2 separate regions of the Homo sapiens genome follow, and region 1 is linked to region 2. A link is a loop called in an ENCODE intact Hi-C map of the cell type or tissue named here. Cell type or tissue: PC-9. All regions are shown on one strand. Links, peaks and the distances in the headings refer to the core of each region. The heading gives the core; the rest is flanking DNA. Region 1 overlaps ENAH (ENAH actin regulator). Region 2 overlaps ENAH (ENAH actin regulator).

Evidence for each region. Peaks named below come from ENCODE experiments on the same cell type or tissue, not always from the same donor. Only the 100,000 strongest peaks of a DNase experiment are listed, where the experiment ranks them.
Region 1: it touches region 2 in a loop (2.6-fold over the local background); 8 of 110 quality-filtered maps call a loop at or near these places.

The regions. Positions count from the first base shown.
Region 1 is chr1:225,487,513-225,497,832 of GRCh38, forward strand. ENAH (ENAH actin regulator) reads right to left here. Exons shown (of 14, transcript NM_018212.6): 14 at 1-10,300. The coding sequence ends at 10,263. Among named protein-coding and RNA genes, the nearest start is that of LINC02765, 25 kb to the left of the region's middle. In PC-9, for the core only: no CTCF peak of the experiment used is centred there; no DNase peak of the experiment used is centred there.
Region 2 is chr1:225,550,041-225,560,360 of GRCh38, forward strand. ENAH (ENAH actin regulator) reads right to left here. Exons shown (of 14, transcript NM_018212.6): 3 at 4,866-5,043. Among named protein-coding and RNA genes, the nearest start is that of LINC02765, 87 kb to the left of the region's middle. In PC-9, for the core only: CTCF peaks have their summits at 4,355 (motif pointing right) and 4,556; no DNase peak of the experiment used is centred there; H3K27ac peaks cover 392 bases.

The DNA of each region.
Region 1 (10,320 bases), core at 735-8,734, 63 kb before region 2:
CGGCAAGGCCCATTAATTCACAAATTCCATGATAAGATACATGAGGTTCTGTATGCATAGTAAATGATTTCTAGTTACAATTAAAATACAGCCTTGTATATGTTTAAGTCAACCTTAACTTTTAAAACATGACTTCAGTATACGCAACCTTAGGCTCACTTCCAGATTATAAAGTCCCATTCATGGGGTGCAAATGTTTACATTGTTAGCAAAGAAAATAGCTCTGCATAATCTTTTGACATACATGCACACTTCTAGTTCTAAAATTCAGAGCAAAGCAAGATGACAAGAGATTCCAATTCCAGCATATATTATGAAAGGTTATGGACTGTGACTATCCATCCTTTTGGACCATAAGAAATTCACTTTTAAATTTTTTCTACTGTGCTGTTCTACTATATACTTTTGGTCTATCAACTTGGTAGGCCTGAAAAAAAAAAGTATTTAACCTTCTAAATCTCATAATAGAAATTATGTACGTTGTTCTTTAACCAGAAAGGTTCACTGCTGACTCCCCCACCTCTCAAAAAACAAACAAACAAACAAACACCACCAAAGCTTTCCGCCATTCATGCACATGCTTATTCTGACCCCAACCCCATCCCTACAAAGGGGCAGCAGACAGCACAATAGTCAAGGACAAGGTTTTTATTTATTTATTTATTTATTATTTATTTATTTATTTTTTAAGGAGACAGGCCTCGCTATGTTGCCCAGGCTGGCCTCCAACTTTGGGCTCAAGTGATCCTTCTGCCTCAGCCCCCCGAGTCGCTGTGCCTAGGAGCACGCACCACCACACCTGGCTTAAGTAGAAGGTTCTGAAATCTGCCAGAGGCTGAGCAACAGAAAGCTTCCAATGAGAACTCAGAAGGCATTCACTCTGCCTGAAGTTGTGCTCTGCTCACAGCACGAGTGTGGCTGTCCCTCTCTCGCTCCCACCAGCTACATAATAGGGACTTTCAGGATGCTCCTATAAATACAGACTCCAGAGAGGTTTCCTCAAAAATTAAAAAAAAAATTCTATGCAAATATGTAAGTACTGTCATTGAGGATTACAGAAATACTTTGCATCAACTACAGATGTCTCAAAATAGAATTCTTTCTAGCTCATTCAGTTTTGTTAGAAACACTTCATGTTCTCCAAAAAAGAAAAGCACCTAACGAAAAGCATGTCCTATTCATGCTAGCAAGAAATGAATCCCAAAGGACACGCACCAAGAACCAAAGTAAAAGAATGTCAGCAAAACAGGACCCATCTTTTATCATCCCAAACTGCTATTTCCATCTCTGACTTTCTGCCAAATTATCTTTATCTTCCTAAGACGAAGCAAAGACTCAGAGCCCTCAAATGGCACGGAAGCGGCACCTGGTCTGCCAAGACATTGCTGTTAAACAGAGTCTTTTGGATTAAAACCAGGGAACTCGGAAGGAATGACTACATGGATATAGATGGATAAGATGGAAGATATAAAATAAGAAGGGCAGGAGGGTAAGATTATTCCTTTTTTCCTTTCAAGGCTGACAGTGATAGAATAAACAGCAGCACAGCAGGTTCAGATGATATGAAAACCACTGAATTCTGCCCAGGAATTGAAAGAAGGGCTTCTTCACTTCATCGAGCTCTGGAAAGTCTGTTTACTTAGAAACAGCTCTTGAACTACAAGAGTCAAATGGACCTTCTGCTATTCATATAATTGGAGCATGGATCTCGTGTGGTCCCATTACATGATTGGAATCAGTCTTTCTGAACGGCAGAATGTGCTTCCAGGTTGAAGCACAATGGAGAATGTACTGAAGCCACCACAGAGATGCTGGTAATTCAAACTGTGAAAGCACGTGGCGCAGAGGAAACTGACACAGAACAGCACACCACTGGTGCTTTATGCAACACCACTGACCCCAAGATGGTCACTCCATTGATTTTTCCGCATTGTTTACATCCAGGATGCATGCTGTCCAGTGCAATAGCGTCTATGACTATAAAACAACTAAAAGCTGCACTTAAGATGGGAGAGCCAAACTCAGATCTTTTTTCTCCTTCTCTTCAAAGATCAAAAGAAGAATAAACCAAAAAAGATTAAAAAAAAAGAATAAACCAACCAGTAGCTGCCGAGAATACAGTGAAAGAGGAAATTCAGAACTCAACTTTATCGGGGATGGGCACGGTCGCTTATGCCTGTAATCCCAACACTTTGGGAGGCCAAGGTGGGTGGATCACCTGAGGTCAGGAGTTCGAGACCAGCCTGGCCAATACGGTGAAACCCTGTCTCTACTAAAAATACAAAAATTAGCCGGGTGTGGTGGCGCATGCCTGTAGTCCCAGCTACTAAGGAGGCTGAGGTAGGAGAATCGCTTGAACCCGGGAGGCAGAGGTTGCAGTGAGCTGAAATCACACCACTGCACTCCAGCCTGGATGACAGAGCGAGACTGTCTCGAAATAATAATAATAACAATAATAATAAAAAGCTTTATCTATCCTTGCTTGTATAGTGGCAAGGAAAAAATAAAAACAAAACAAAAAGAATTTAAAAAAAGAACTCAACTTTAGAGGTAGAAGGCTCAGAGAGAATGACTGACTAGCCCCACAGCCTGAAAACTGGTAAAGTCAGTCCCAGTCCAATGACCTGCCCACAACTCCACACACAAAAAAGGACAGACTGAGAGAGACTGAGGGCGGGAGGAACACAGAGAAAGGGAAATCAAGTCCAACAAGGTGGCAAAGACATGGACTCAATAACAATTTTTACCATGTTTTCTTTCAGAAACAAGGACATTTTATGTGAGGATCAAATATTCTCCCTTCAAAAACTTCTGCAATTGAAGGCCGAGGCGGGCAGATCACCTGAGCTCAGGAGTTCAAGACCAGCCTGGGCAACATGGTGAAACCCCATCTCTACTAAAAATACAAAAATTAGTCGGGCATGGTGGCACGCGCCTGTAGTCCCAGCTACTTGGGAGGCTGAGGCAGGAAAATCCCTTTGAACCCAGGGGGGGGAAGTTGCAGTGAGCCGAGATCGCACCACTGCACTCCAACCTGAGTGACAGAGCAACACTCCGTCAAAAATTTTTTTTTGCAATTGAAACTTAAAATGATCAAGCCCAAAGTACCTCTGGGAAGGACACCAAATTGTAAAGTCCTGACTCAGGCCTGAACCTCCCATCCCTCTAGTAATAAAGAAGAAAGGAAATGCTACCTAGATTTTAACAGGGCTTTCTTCTCAATATCTAAGCCTTCCCAATTACTTTCCTCAGATAAACTATAAGCTATTCTTCTCCTGGAAATTTAAGTGGCAAAGTCAACGTCTTTTACCAACCATCCATGGGCTATTGCTGAGTTGCGGAACTAGCCTACAGCTAACTCAAATTCATCACCTCAGACTCACTGTGATGCCCAACCACTGGCACTGGGGTGGCCTTATGACTTACGACAATCAAATGGGGTTTGTGAATCCATGGTTAAGCTAGCCTGCCACCAAGGATGGACAAACCTCAGACTTGATCAATGGGTGGAGGGAAACTCCATATTTAAAATGCCCAGTGCCTCGGTCAGCAGAACCAACCAAGTGACACCTGAGATCAACTGGTAGTAATAATGAAAAGCTGGTATTTCTCACATAAAACACGTTGAAAAACATTTATTTATTTAGAGATGGAATCTCGCTCTGTCGCCCAGGCTGGAGTACAGTGGCGCGGTCTTAGCTCACTGCAACCTCCACCTCCTGGATTCAAGCGACTCTTCTGTCTCAGCCTCCCGAAGAGCTGGGATTACAGGTGCCCACCACTATGCCCAGCCAATTTTTTTGTATTTTTAGTAGAGATGGGGTTTCATCATGTTGGCCAGGCTGGTCTCAAACTCCTGACCTCAGGTGATCTGCCCACCTCAGCCTCCCAAAGTGCTGGGATTACAGGCGTGAGCCACCATGCCCGGCCATGAAACATTTATTTTTAAAATGCCTTTAATCTTTAAAAAAAAAAATAAAAGAAAAAGAAAAAAAGAAAAGAGGTTTCACAGATGTGACTAAAGCATGGACTGTTAGGCGCTTAAGAGACCAAATTTTTAAAAGCGTTCTGTAATGTATCTCTCTTATATGGTTGCAACAATGTGTATTTTAAGTGTAAGCCAAGAACCTTTTCTCTCAGTTTCTATAGACTTGGATGGAAACTTTTGGACTTGATGGGAAAATTAACTCTCAATCTAAACACTAGCCAATGTAGACTTTTTCTTCTGAGTGCTTTTTCCTATGGAATTCAAAGTACCAACTATTCAATTCTCGATTTTCTAAGCCTTCTTAGAAGAATAACTATTTACTAAAACCCAACCAAACCAACCTATAACATCATCCATCTCCTTTATTAGTTATTTCTTTATGCTTTTAGAATTGTCATCTACTGCTGAAGAAATCTTTCTTGGAATTGAAGGGAACAGTTAAATCAGATTTACATGATAAACTATGGGTTGTCATTTGTATATAGAACTTTTACGGAATAAATGTAGTCTAACAAACTGGGCTCTCTAATGAAATATGTAAGCTTTTCTAATAATTTCTATGAAAAGCTATATTCTCTTAGAATTTTTTTTTTTTTTTTTTAGAGACAGGTTCTCGCTCTGTCACCCAGGCTGGAGTACAGTGGCATGATAACGGCTCACTGCAGCCGCGTCCTCCCTGGGCTCAGGTGATCCTCCCGCTTCAGTCTCCTGAGTAGCTGGGATTACAGGTGTGCACCACCATGCCTGGCCTAAATTTTTAAATTTTTTTGTAGAAATGAGTCTCCCTGTTACCCAGGCTGATCTCAAAACTTCTGGCCTCAAGCAATCCTCCCGCCTCTGACCAGTTTACCGAGCTATTTAGATGTCCTAACTACTAGGAATTATATGTCTTTAAAAACTGAGGAAAAAGAACAGCACTACTCAAATGGTATATTCTTTTTACTCTCAGCCACCAACTGGGGCCCCTAATTTTCTCCCTCTGCCTAGAATTCCTGTGTCCTACACCAGAAGCGTCTACGGGCCCTGCTCTCTGCTCTTTATGAGTATTTAACATGCTTCACAGAACGGGGGTGCAGCTCAGTGACTGTGATTCTTTGGTTCAAACACTTAATTGGGGCTTCATCTTTGATTTTTTCTGCATGTTAATCTGCAAATACTCAAGGCCTACTATGTGCTTTAAATGATACTAACACTTCCGTTTAGAAGGTTGTGTGCATCACAGAGTATCTGTAACGGGGACAGTCCTATTTCCCTTTCTCAATTTTCAGATGTATCGATTCCTTCAGATTTCAACAGAAATAACCAATAAATGTGGCAGACATTCTTACAACATCCTAAGTCATTATGACAGTCATTTATCCTTTTACAATGTTTCTGTTACTTTATAAAGAAAACTATTTAGAAAGACAAATTTAGTTAATTCTTTAGCAGTTGTCAAATGTGTCTCCTCACCAAAAGATTTTACTCTTATGTGACTTGACCATTAGTATTCCACAAATAATTTATCCTAGAACTCCATTTATTTATGTTGATGGTGAGTATCTGTAACCATCCTAAATTTACTGCATTAATATTTTACTTTTCTTTCTAATCAATTTTAGGTTTTAATTTGAAGGTTTCATCTTTCCAGTATTGATATTTTAAAAAATCTTGATGTCTCAAAAATTATCGAGAGATAACATAAAGGGGAACACACCAAATAATCCACAGCTTTTGATGTTGGGAACAGAAAAACCTGCATCACAGACCTCCAACAGTTCTTGGCTTCTATAAACGGACTTTCTTGAGGGGTTACTGACTTCAGCTGCTTAGTCAAATCTACAAATCCTCAAAAGAAAACTCTTCTTTAAGTAATTGTCCTCTACTATGTCTTTACATAGCCAAAGCTACCTACATCAATTTCATTCCTTCAGAGTCATGGAGATTCCTTATAAATACCTGTATGTCAAGTTTTGACTTTAAAAATATTAAATGGCTTTTAGTGAAAAGGCAGAGGTATTAAACATCAGTAATTTCAATATACTAGGATCCTTTTCTCATTCCTTAGAGCTTTGGAGAGATGTACAGATATGAACTCATCTTTCTATTAAAAACAAAAGTGGTGCTACCAGAAAAAGGTTTGGAGTTTGGAAGTGAATGAGAGTAAATGTCTTCAGGAAAGTGAATTTTATGATAGCTACATAAAGGAATTAAGAGCTCCTGCAGAGTTCCTTTGCGATGTTTGCTTTATATAGTTACTTTTACGCTGCTTATAATCGGTAGAATTTAAAGGGTAATGGTGTTATAAAATTATAATGGCCACACAGGAATTAAAGAGACCTTGTAGCATACCTTTGCACACTGTGCTTCATAGGGTAATACTACTTAGAATTAAAAGGCCAATTCTTCACAATGGCACTGAAAGTATATATAAATTTACAAGAGACATAAAAGTTGTAGCTAGGTAAATTTAAAAGATTATCATGTTACTTAACTCATTTTTGAATGACAAGTGACTTTTAATTTGTAGACAAAAATACTGACTTACATATGAAGAGAAGCAAGAACATGAGACAGGCTAGAGCAAAAAAAAAAAAAAAAAAACAGCTGAAAATTTTACAACTGTAACTCTGTAATGGCTGCAAATGTTAATGAATATTGGGAACACGCGGTCCACGAGAAGTGGAGAGGAGAATGGAGGGGGGAAGGGGAAAATTTGGGTCTGGTCAAAGAAAAAATACAAGGATTGTATTTTTGTATTTCTAATGAAGACATCAGAATTATAAAATGGAACTCAAAATTAATACTTTATAATAGAGAAAAAGTACTACTGCTTATATGTAGGTTTTAAGAAATCAGCATCATGTATAAACACTATACATATTTTGCTATACTTAAAATTCATTACTCAATAATGCCCTTTACCACACAATGTCCTTTACCATGCAAACTACATAAAGGATAATTCTAACTGCATGAATGAGTTTTAAGTACCTGAACGTGTTGCAGAACAAAATGGAATAAAAATTAAACACTTAATCATCATCTTGACTATAAGAGGAAGTTACTGTGTCAAGGTGGGCAGAGAGAAAATAAGAAGAGGGAACACCCAACAGTTATTTCAAACAAAAAGTAGACACATCATCACATATTTCTTTTGTATACATTACTTAGTATTCACGACTTCTATGAAATCTGTAAAGAATAGTGACGTGACATGTAAACTTTTAAGTAGTAAAGTCTTGGACTTTAAAAGGTGTTTTTCACATCCAATATAACTTACTTTAAAACAAATTATTTCAGAAGATTATCTAAGTGTCACAAACAAGCAACATATATATACTGCAATTTTATTTCAATCGCACAAACGAAGTTAGCGTGTAGGAAACTTAAATGAAACAAATTTAAACGAAATAGTTACGGTAAAAATAGCAGAAAACTGAAAATTCTAAAAAGGAAGTACACCTAAAAGCATGAGAATTCAACATTCATTAGTGTTTCATCTTCAGTTTTGATTGACACTTGATGCTTGCAAATTTTTAAACAAACTTTTAAATCATGATGACTATTCTGAAGAGATTTCAGCACCAGCACTAAGATTTGTACATTCAGTTTGTTTGCAATTGACTTGTGAGCCATTTACATAGTGGATAGTACAGACTTGTCACAGGTCAGATCACAGTGTTGAGGAAAGCAGTGCCTTCCTGTCATTAGAAAGGATCCCCTAAACTGTACTCAGCTTAAGACATCCAACGTACAAGAGCACAAAAACCATCATAATAATGTGGTTCCAAGGAACGTGGTTTTGATAAGGTAAATAACTTAGGCTTCTGTTTCCCATTTTAATTACTGAAATCTCTAATAATGACACAACTGTCATGTATGATAGCAAATGTATATAATAATTCATTCAGACTTCTTGGAAAGAACATTTAGCAATCTGGGATGATGGGAAATATAGCATGATTCAACACTGGTTTTTTTTTTTTTTTTTTTTTGTCAGTTTACACATACATCATGTTAATATTAGACCAAGGCACAAAACGTTTAGTGCATAAACCCAGTTTCTTTTAAGATTTAGCATTTTATTTTAGTCTCTTATCTTAGTTTGGACCACTTGTACCCAGTACTCTACCTACTACAGACTATTTAACTTACCCAACAAAATCAAAAGAGGTTGCTGACCAGATTTATAGGGGACATAACTGTTTATATTATCAAAGTGTTTGCATAACCAAAAGTACAATAATAAAGATGAAAATGCCTCCTATTTCTTTTAGAAAATAATACTTAATAAGCTTGCTGCATCTTTGATGTTTTTACTACTACTGCATGACAATGAATATCTGATAGAAAAAAGAAATGTATACTTGAATTATGATAGCTCATCCATCACAGTTTAATCTAAAAATGAAATTTCTACAGAAACAGGAACTATTTTGACAAAGAAAAAAAAAATCCCTCATCCAAACTTCTTTGTAGTGGTAAAGGCTGCAAATTTGCAGCGTTTAGAAAACTACACTATCAACAAGCTTTGCTTTATGGACTGAGATGTACAAAATCTAGAAAGCAGATGAAAGTGAATTATTTCAAAGTTTTAGTAAAACTTCTGATAATCAGAGTTCAAAGCAAATATGGCACATAACAACTCAAGCATAAATCAAGATGGAGAGCCTGGAGAGTTTCTTAAATTTTCCAAAAAGCTATCATTCCAACATGTAGGATTTCTCCCCTATTTTAACCTTACCAGTTTCAAAGGAAAGAAAAGGGAGTGGCTTCCATATAGACAGCACGTGCGCGAGAGCACACACACGCAGAGTGGCAGGCAGAGTGTCTAATTCCTTCTTCCCACCTTCCTTCTTCCCACCACCCAAGTCTCACTTTACTTATTAAAAGAAAACTGCAGAACTCCTCATTGGTTTTCCTTTACCTAATGATTTCTGTGACCTTAATTGCTGCCATCATTGTTATTTCTTGCATTTCAACATAACAAAATTCAAAAGCAGCTTCATTCAGGAACACGTATCTAAACACCTGTGTAACAGCGGGGGTACCTAGGTAATAATAACTGCCAAATTCAGTGATCAAACTTTTGAGTTCCACAGTTAAGATATTATGTGAAGCTCAGAATCATGTTTCAGACCATTGAAATTACTGGTTAAAATACAAATAGCTGAAGACATGATGTAAAAGATTAAGTACTTGGTTTTGTAACATATTTACCAATTAAAGTCACAAAATATTTCTCATTATTTATTCATGCAGGTAACTGAGAAAAAGATAGTGCAGAAATCAACTTTAAATAAAAAATTATTCCTCCCCTTCCTCCCACTCCCCTATACTCTACAAAATGTTTTCCCTGGGACTAGGCCTTGAAAAGGCCACTACATATTAGTGTGACATGCATTACTGTCTGCAATTAAAAAAGCTAACCTTGTGGTGATTGTAATTACATTATAAAAATGTCCACATGCATAAATCTAAAAAAGGTTGAAAACCTACAGTAAATCTACAATATAGTGTTTACATTTGACCACTGGTTTGTGTTATGTAGAAGTCATAGATTTGGTAAAGCATTGTAACAATTTAGGAAGGCATCTAAATCTTTAAGTTCTGGACAAATTTTATGTTTTAATCTACAAAATTGCATGAAGGCTAACTCGAGAAACTTCCTATCATTCTAAAATTTCTCAAGCTGAAGAAACATTTTTCGGACACTTTCTTATAAATATTACCCTTTGAAAGCACTTACAATTCCATTTGTTCCACATATTATGATCTTAACTTACATAGGGCTGATCTCAATTATTCATGGAATATCAAACATGATAGGAAGAACAAACCTGAGAGAAACATTACAATACAATAGCAAACTTGCTCAATTCTTTACCAGCACTCTCTGCAAAAAAACTTCCTAAGCCTTTCTCCTCTTTATTTTAGCAATGTATTGTGGAAAATGTGCGACTTTATCTTGATATGAAAATATTTCAATGCGTGGTGATCTTGCCTGATGGGTTTTAGTATTTTCTGCATAACTGTTACAGGAACTCTTAAATGATTCTCTTCCATTCTGTTGTAAAGGCCAGAAAAAAGCAGCAAACGGAGAGGGAAAGAGCTTATCACCAGAGTCATAATGTCTGAAGGCTTTCAGAGTAGGTTGGTTTTTCCCTCCTTCTGTTTGTCTCCATTTTCTTCTTACAGCTCATAAATGTAGGGGTTTGCTGTTGTGAACAGTTGTTGTTTGTAGGATATTTTTCCTCCAGATTAAAGTCCTATCTCTCCTTAGTCTGTTCCTCTATGCAGTATTTGACTTGCTCAGTTCCTGCCTGATTGCTGGATGGAAAAGAACAAGT
Region 2 (10,320 bases), core at 1,067-9,066:
CCCTTCCCAACCTTATCTCTTGGGATGCCCTGCTCCTGACCCCCACCACATAAATTCTCATGTCCAAGCCACATCATGGCATATTTGTTATTTCCCAATTGCTCCATGCTCTCATGCTTCCAAACCTATCTAGAATGTTCTATCACTGATGAGCCCTCCCCATTCTTCAAACATAGCTGAAACATCACCTTCTCTTCAAAGCTTTCCCTGACCCTAGAATTTTCTTTGGTATTCCGAAGGCCTTTCTTCACACTACATTCGCAAGCTGTATCCTAATTTTGCTGGCCTTGTTTCTGGCAGCTGTAGCCCGACTGTGACATCAGGCAAGGGACAGGCTTTATTTATCATTTTTGTATTATTCCCAGTGCCTAACACAGTTTATAAAAAATACGCTTTACTGAAAATATTTTTGTGATATAAGCTTAATATTGTTTGCATTAATATCAACAATCTGGAAGACTAAAAAACAAAACTGTCACTATAAAGTATTTCTAGAAACTACTGAGATTTTTTTAATCCTATTAATTCCAAACATAAAGAGATTTTTAAATGCTGTGATAAAACTCATACAAATGTACATACTGGAAGGTATGTCAGGCCAAATTATCATTAAAAAATGAAATCTCAATATTATAAAACCTCTAGAAAATTTCAACCATAAGGAAGGTATGACTTTTGACCATGTTCTCATGTTCAATAGATTAAAAAATAAAACCCAGCAAAAGTAGTCTTTTAGATAATGGTAAAATACTTATTTTGGGGTGTTCTTTTTGAAAAGGCATGCTTCATCTTGGCTGAGAACAAAAGCAGTGGGATAATCTTACTGGTTATGCATATAATTTTCTTTTTTTTGGATTTAAAAATTATTTCCTATTTTCAAATGATTTAAACCTTTTAAGAAAATAAAAGTTGGGCAAATTTGCCTCCACCAATTATCACAAAAATTAACTTTGTAGTTTATATAATCCATAACTATTACCTATAAAAATCTATAAATGTACTGGATAAATAATAGAGAAATCAAAAATATCACTTTAGGTAATACACCCATTTAAAATTGAATCCATTTCCATGGAGAAAGGAAAAAATACACTGTAGCATTTGGTATAAAAGGAAGAGCACTAATTCAGCTCTTTTTCAAAAATGTTAGAACATGTGATTTGTGTTTTTTTAACTTCCAAATATAACTCACTGTATTTAGCACCTTCTGTACTTTCCAGTATATTAGATAATTGCATACCAAGTTAAAAACAAAATAAAGGAAAACATTTCTGCCACCCACCATTTTCATTAAAAAAAGGAAATATCACACAAACACACAGAGCACCTTGTAAAGGTTGGTATGACTAGCCCCCCAGAAAGCTGTTTTTTATAAATTTAAAAAATTTGAGGACGTAGGGGACACGGAAGAAGAGGAAAGGAAAATTATGTGATTATTGGTTTTAGCACAAAACGTGAGCTAGTAATTTTCAAATTCAGTTCTAGAGAACCATGGAGGCATCTCAGTGGTTGCGGATCCGGAACCCTATATCAATCAGAGAAGCTCCATATTTTCTGTCCATTTATACACTGAACTACCAAAGATCTCATTTGCACAAAAATGTCCATAACTTTTTAAAGTCTGAAAATCACTGAGAAGGATTAGCCGATGACAACAGTGGATAATATTGATATTAGCACCTAATAAATAAAAATACAAACAGAAATGTTTAATATGGAAAAATGTTTTAACAAGTGGTAAAACATTAAGAAACAGGCAAGACTAATATTTGTAGTTGCTTTATCAATAAGTTTGTTCTGCTTCTCATCAGTTTTATCAGGCTACAGTTTGTAAAGGGAAGGGAGATGTAAGTTAAGCTTTTTCAACTTGGTTTTGGAAGAAAGACAGTAGATGATTTCAGCAGCCAATTGGCTGTGAATCCAAAGCAAAGATTTTTGGCAGGGTATGATCAAACTGAGAGGTGACATTATTGGGTATGTTTGTTTAGATAAAGGGGAGGTGGCCCATATAATGTTGGGGTAGGGTACATACCTTTTCTACACTGGAGAATCTGCGTAAGAAATTATATCTATTCCCAAGAACACTCCTGATTCTTTTTTTTTTTTTTTTTTTTGAGACAGAGTCTTGCTCAGTCGCCCAGGCTGGAGAGCAGTGGCACGATCTCAGCTCACTGCAAGCTCCGCCTCCCGGGTTCACACCATTCTCCTGCCTCAGCCTCCCGAGTAGCTGGGACTACAGGCGCCCGCCACCACGCCCGGCTAATTTTTTTGTATTTTTTAGTAGAGACAGGGTTTCACCATGTTAGCCAGGATGGTCTCAATCTCCTGACCTCGTGATCCACCCGCCTCAGCCTCCCAAAGTGCTGGGATTACAGGCGTGAGCCACCGTGCCCGGCCCTGATTCTTAACATCTTACTCTCTCCCATGCTTCTACTTCCACACTAATTAAGGCCATCAAAAATAAGAAATAGTATTTAACTACAGTAATTTATGAAAACAGTCATTTTCTAAGTAAATCAGACTATTTAGAACTTAGCCATTCTATATGGTTTTTTTTCCATGATGAAAAACTACAGAACTAAAAGCTTCCTTGCCAGTGACTGATCCACAATACCAGGAGGCAGCTGTGATGGACTCATTTCTTCCACCATTATCTCTCTTTCCTCAGCCCCTAGTATGAGTGGTTGAGATTGTGACTGAGAATAAAGTATCAAAATCATCTAACAAGAAGCCTTTTTCCCACACTAAAATGCTTGTGTAGCTTGTAAAATGATGGCCGATTTTCCTATTTGCCAAACTTTCTATAATGTGGAACATTGTTTCTTAATGCTTATTACCTTACAATAGAGAATGTAATTGAGTCTCTCCACATTAAGATTCATTAATTTGAAAAGATCAAGATTTAAAAAAAGGCTGTGCACGGTGGCTCATGCCTGTAATCCCAGCACTTTGGGAGGCCGAGGTGGGCAGATCACTTGAGGTCAGAAGTTTGAGACCAGCCTGGCCAATATGGTGAAACGCCATCTCTATTAAAAATACAAAAATTAGCTGGGTGTGGTGGTGAGCACCGGTAATCCCAGCTACCTGGGAGGCTAAGGAGGGAGAATCACTCGAACCCGGGAGGCAGAGGTTGCAGTGAGCCAAGATCGCGTCACTGCACTCCAGCCTGGGCAACAGAGCTAGGCTCCGTCTCAAAAAATAAATAAATAAATTTGCATTTTGAAATCAAACCATATGACTACTCATTGAGAGAAACAATCCTTTCCATTTGGCTAAAAACTAAAAATCAAAAGTCAATGACAAGAGGAATAATAAAATTTTAACTACTTTTAAAAAAGGAACATTTAGTTTCCAATATAAGTTCCTAATATCAGTAACATTTAGTTTCTAATATCAACGGATACACTTTTGAAAGTTTAGAAATAAAAATAATGCTAGTTTGTTCTAAAACACGGGATAGTCAAATGTCTACTCTCCAAACTTTGGTACCTTAATTATTTATCACATAACTGACCTATCCAACAAGATATTAAGAAAAAAAAAAAAAGAATCACAATTCTAGCTTCTTCCCTATGGTAAAACTACAGTAAATGAAAAGCAATTCTATACCTATGATAGCATGCCAATAAAATACTGACACCTAGGAGAGAAGTACAGAGACTTAGAGAAATGACCTACATACAAGACTATACAGACTTTCCTATGCTATTTTCTGGACTTAGAGACACACCAGGCCAAGTTCTAGTGGTTTATTTTCTCAAACTAGACAAAATATGCAACCTATGTATAAGTTATGTATTGATATTAATTTCCTCAAAAGAAGATCTGATACAAAACATCTAAAGGCATAACAACTTTAAGTTTCTGCAAGATCCCAAAATGTCTTCTTGCTCTGAAATTAGTATTTGACAGACTAACACACCAGCTAGATGCTTCAACCCTTTTTAGTATAAGGCAACATATACATTGTTTAATGTATTTATAACAGATTTTGAACAGATTTTGATATTCTACACTTTCAACAAAGTATCAAATTTTCATCTGACTGCAACTCTTTCCTCTTAAAATATATATTGTTTACAGTACATTTATATCATTAAAATCATTACTAAATATACAATATAGGCAAGAGTAATCATATTTGTGTTTTCATGTATAACAATTATTTCCTGATTATAAAATCTCTCTCTTCAAAGAAATAACCACACACTGGTACATTTTTCTATTTTTTAAACCAAGACAAAACTGAGCTTATCCTTGACATATGTACAGTTTTTAAAAATTGAGATTTTTTTAAAAAGTGATTTCTATATATATTTCTAACCAATATGCACTATCAGAGGAGATGCAATTCATGACTGATACCACCTGAGGGCACTCCTAAAATCTTTAAAAAAACCGAGAATCACATTTTTACCTACTGGGAAGGAGACCCAGTCCTACTTCAAGTCCATGCTTTGAAAAATGTCTTTCAGAAAACATGTGTTTCTTTACACAAAGATGATAAATAAGCATAATTCCTATCCACTGCATATTCTCTGGGCTTCATGTACTTGCAACGGAAGTGTTTCTAAAGCAGGATGAAACCCATCTAAATACTTCAAATAAAAGGGTTACAGAATTAAAAAGAACTAAACTCACAGGATTATCTTTCTAGATTATACATTTATCATCAATAAAAAGTTCACATTTCTATAGAAAATAAAAATTCAAAAACTACTTCAAATATATACAAGATCTAAAAGTTAACAAACATTTGTTTTAACATACACATGGCACTTCAGTTCAAGAATACAAGTAAATCTTCAGTTTTGCTTTGTCTCTGGAAAAAGAAAGAAAATACAAATAAACCATGGGCACCTTACCTGTTTCCTGTGAATTTAACACTTCTAAGGCATGCATCATGGCACTTGCGAAGACATTGGCATCCTCTTTGCTGCCAAAGTTGAGACCATACACCTGTCTAGCATCTCGCCACTGGTGGAAGGTCTGTGTAGCTTGATTGTACTTCAACCCTTTAGGAATGGCACAGTTTATCACGACCTAAAAAATAATAATTCTTTATAAAGTCAAACCAATAATTGGCAAAATCAAGGATGTCAACAAATGCTGATTGTATATATTCATTCAAATGTGTTCCTAACAGACCTTGGCAAAAATTGCTTAAACAATTATCTGGGTAAAATCTACACAAATATCAGTCTGATAGAAGTTAAGCTTTTCGCTGATTACAAAGGTCTGCCATAAAACAGTAAATCAGCCGGGCACGGTGGCTCACGCCTGTAATCCCAGCACTTTGGGAGGGCTCGAGGCAGGCAGATCATGAGGTCAGGAGATTGAGACCATCCTGGCTAACACGGTGAAACCCCATCTCTACTAAAAATACAAAAAATTAGCCAGGCGCAGTGGCGGGTGCCTGTAGTCCCAGCTACTCGGGAGGCTGAGGCAAGAAAATGGCGTGAATCCAGGAGGCAGAGTTAGCAGGGAGCCAAGATCACACCACTGCACTCCAGCCTGGGCGATAGAGCGAGACTCTGTCTCAAAAAAAAAAAAAGTAAATCAGCAAAACAAAAAAAAATTTTCCTCATTAAATATATTTTAACTTGTTTGCTGAAGTTTTACAAATACAAAAAAGTATACACAACCTAAGAGTGTATCTCTCTGAATGTTCACATGAAGTCAGTACCCTGATTAAGAAATCAAACAGCAACACCAGAAGCCCCTCTTCTTAACTCCTCCCACCTCCCAAAAGGTACTAGCCACACTTCTAACATCATAAATTACTACATTTATATGAAATCCAAAAACTAACATATCATTCTGAGGAGGGTCTTGAGTATCTATATAGGGGTCTTAAGTATCTTTCATTAGATTTATTTCCTATTATTAATCGAGTTTTGTAGGTTTTTGGATTTTATATAAATGGAGTTATACAACATGTATTAAACGTATCTGCTCTCTTATCCTCAAAATTGTAAGAGCCATCCACTTGTTGCATGCAGCTGTGGTTTGTTCATTTTCACTGCTCTATGGTAGTCGTTTGTATAAATCATATTTATTTAACCATTCTCCCATTAATGAACAATTGGATTATTTGCAGTTTGGGCTATTAAAAATTGCGATGTTATGAACTTTCTACTGCATGTCTTTTGGTACAAACAAGCATTCATTTTTGTTGGGCATATACCCAGGAGTGGAAATATCACAGGACATGTGTATGTTCAGCTCTAGTAGAAAATTCCAAGTAGCTTTCCAAATTGGTTCTAGTAATTTACATTTCCACAAGAGTATACAAGAGCTTGTGCTACTTCTACATACTATGCAACATTACAACTGGTACTGTCAGTCTTTATTTTAGCAATTCTGGTGGGTATGAATGCTTTATCACTGCAGTTTTAGTTTGCATTTCCCTGATTTTTATTAGGTATCTAGATGTCTCTTTTTGTGAATATCTGCTTGAATTAAGTCTCTTGTCCATTTTTCTCCTGAGTTGTCAACTTTTTTCTTCTTTGATTTCTAAGCCCTTTATATATTCTAGATATGATATCATTGTTGGTTATCTGTGATGCATATATCTTATGCCATTCTATGAATCGCCTTTTCACTCTTAACGGTGTCTTGATGGATGTAAGTTCTTCACTTTGATTCTGTTCAAATTAGCAATCTTTTCCTTTATAGTTACTGCTTTAGTGCCCTGTTTAACAAATGTTTCTCAATCACAAGGTCATGAAAATATTGTCCCATATTATCTTGTAGAAGCTTTATTATTTTACCTTTCATATTTCTATCCCCAATCCAACTGGAATTGATCTGTGCCTATGGTGTGAGGTAGGGATCAAGTTTGCTATTTGTTTCAATATGGCTGTCCAAATGATCCAGCACTATCACTGTGCTGCAGGTTTGCCTGCAGCACATAAATCAAGTGTCTATAAGGCTCTATTTTCACCTACAGATCAATATGCCTTTTTGCCAACTCTACAATGTCTTAACTGTTGTAGCTTTATACGAAATCTAGATGACCATTAGAGTGTGTCTTCCTGTTTCATTCTTCAAAATTGCTTTGGCTCTTCTCAGTCCTTTGTGTGCAGCTAGTTTTACATTCTGATTATCAGTTTCTACCAAAGAAATTTTGGGGACTTTGAGGTTGCATGAAAGCTAACATATCAATCTGAGGAGGCTCTTAAGTATCTTTATAGGGGTCTTGAGGATCTTTCATTAGATTTATTATTTTCTATTATTAATCGAGTTCTAAGTATTAGAATCTTCTAATATTCCTAATAATTTACATTAAGGTTTTTTCCTCTAAATACACAATCATGTGATCGGCAATGGACAGCTTTATTTCTTCCTTTCCAATCCATTCACAATGTATTTATCTCCATACACTGGCTAGAAATAACAATACAATGCTGAAAAAAAGTGTTCATAACAAGTATCTTTATTTTCTGATTTTAGAAGGAAAGCTTTCTCAATTAAACCGTTAAAAGTATGATCTTTCACACCAGGCAGGTGGATCATGCCTGTAATTCCAGCACTTTGGGAGGCCAAGGCAGGTGGATCACTTGACGTCAGGAGTTCAAGACCAGCCTGGCCAACATGGTGAAACCCCGTCTCTACTAAAAATACAAAACTTAGCCAGGCGTGGTGGCATGTGCCTGTAATCCCAGCTACTTGGGAGGCTGAGGCAGAAGAATCACTTGAACCCAGGAAGCAGAGGTTGCAGTGAGCTGAGACTCTGCCACTGCACTCCAGCCTGGGCAACAGAGTGACACTCTGTCTCAAAAAATAAATAAATATATAAATAAATAAATGACTTTTCATGTAATAATTTTATTGATATCTTTTATCTGGGGAAAAACCCTACTACTTGACAGCTAAGGGTTTCCATCATGATTGAATACTGCATTTTATCAAGTCCTCCCCAACATCTCTTGAGGTGACTGGTTTTTCTGTTTTTATGCAGTAAGTTACACTGATGATTTTCTAGTATTAAACCAACCTTACATTCCTAGGATAAACAATCTTGGTCCTCATATATCAATTTTTATAAATCTCTAGATTTTTGTTTGATATTGCTCTGTTTGAAATTTTTACATGTACTTTTATGAGTGAGATTAACCTGTAATTTCCTCTCTATTGTATTCATACCAGGTTTTGATACCAAAGTAATGCTGGACTTAAAATGAATTGGCACTGTAGAGTTGACAAAAAGATAGGCATCCTCTTTTTGTATTCTCTGGAAAAAAGTACGTAATACTGGTGTTCTTTAAAGGATTGGTTGAAAAGAACACCACCAGTAGAGCCAGCTAAACAAAGTTTTCTTCCTTTTACTTCTTTTAATGATAGTCTTAATTTCTTTAAAGTGTTTTCGTAGGAATTTCTACATCTACATTTTCAAAATTACTAAAATAAAGTAGCTCAAAATATCTCCTTAATCACTTAAATGTCTGTAAGATTCACAGTGATGTCCCTTCTTTCTTCATAATGGTTAAACCATTTTTTTTTTCAAGAGCTGTCCCTCACAAGGACTTTAGAGACAAACCTCTCCTCCTTAGTGTGTTTGCTTTCTACTGCATTAATTTCTGCCTTTTTTTTTTTTTTTTTTTTTTTTGAGATGGAGTCTCGCTCTGTCGCCCAGGCTGGAGTGCAGTGGCGCGATCTCGGCTCACTGCAAACTCCGCCTCCCAGGTTCACGCCATTCTCCTGCCTCAGCCTCCCGAGTAGCTGGGACTACAGGCGCCCGCCAACACACCCGGCTAATTTTTTGTATTTTTAGTAGAGACAGAGTTTCACCATGTTAGCCAGGAAGGTCTTGATCTCCTGACCTCGTGATCTGCCCACCTCGGCCTCCCAAAGTGCTGGGATTACAGGCGTAAGCCACTGCGCCTGGCCTGTTTCTGCTCTTATCTTTATTGTTACCCTCTTTCTATTAATATTCTATATGGCTTTAATGGCCTATTATTTAATTTCTTGAGATGCATCCTGAGTTCTGGCTGAAAAGTCAACAATACTTCTTTTTCAAGATAAACATTTTAGCCTCTAAATTTCATTTTAATCACAAGTTTAGTTGCATTCTATTAGTGTTAATATGTGGCATGTTCATCATTATTCAGCTCAACCAATTTTTCTTATTTCATCGTGATTTCTTCTCGGACTCATGGACTATTCAGAAAGGTATTTCTTAACACCTACACCTATGGGATTCTCTATTATCTTATTTCTAGATTAATTCTGCTGTGACCATACACTTTGTATGATTTTAATCCTTTGAAATTTGTTGACACTTTCTTTAGGGCCAAGCATATATACAATTTTGAAATTGTGACGTACATTTCAAAGGTATGTGGTATATATGTCAATTAGGCTAGGGAGGTAATTGTATTGTTCAAACCTTCTATACATTCTTACAGACCTTTTTTTCTGACTGCCTGTTCCATCAGTTACTAACAGAAGTAAGTTAAAGTCTCCTGCTGTGACTCATAAATTTGTAACCAGAACAAGAGGAACTGTGAAATATCTGGTTCCAAAATGGCAGCGCAGAAGCAAGCTATGGCAAAAACCACCATTACTTTTGCACCAACCTAATAGTTCCCTACTCTCCCTGCACCCCAACAAAACAAAATCAAGTATACAGCACCAGCAATATCCCACAACTCAAATAGGAGTAGGAGACAGTTCCTGGAGACACAGAGAAATAAAAAAGCTCTCAGCAGACAGTAAGAGAATCAGACCTCCATATCCACAATGGCCCTCCCCACAGCCTGTTGGCACCAAGCACGCAGAAAATCTCCCCCAACTCACGCCTTCTACACTGGAAAAAGTGAGATCAAGGTAAACAACAAACTTCTCCACCATCCTGGGTTCACGGCAAAAGACTCATCTGTCATCTCAAACCATGGGAAGCATTGGGAGTGCCAGAAGGGAGAAATATCCCTGAGAACAGCCAAAGTGGGGAAGCAGGACTAGCCCAGAAAGTCTGCTCTGTAACTTGGCCAAAGGAGACACCGAGTCAAAGTGGCTGTTCAGCAGCACCATAGCCAGCCTTCCCACACTACCAGGACATCCCCATTGGGACTTCCTCAATTTGGGATGGGTAGCACTCTGTTTACTAGAACCTAGGCAAATCTGAACTTTTTTTTTTTTTTCCTGAGACAAGGGCTTCCTGTGCCCCCCAAGGCTGGAGGTAGCTCATGGTAATTCCAGCACTTTGGGAGGCTGAGGCAGGTAGATCACTTGAGGTCAGGAGTTCGAGACCAGCCTGGCCAACATGGCAAAACCCTGTCTCTACTAAAAATACAAAAATTAGCCAGGCATGGTGGC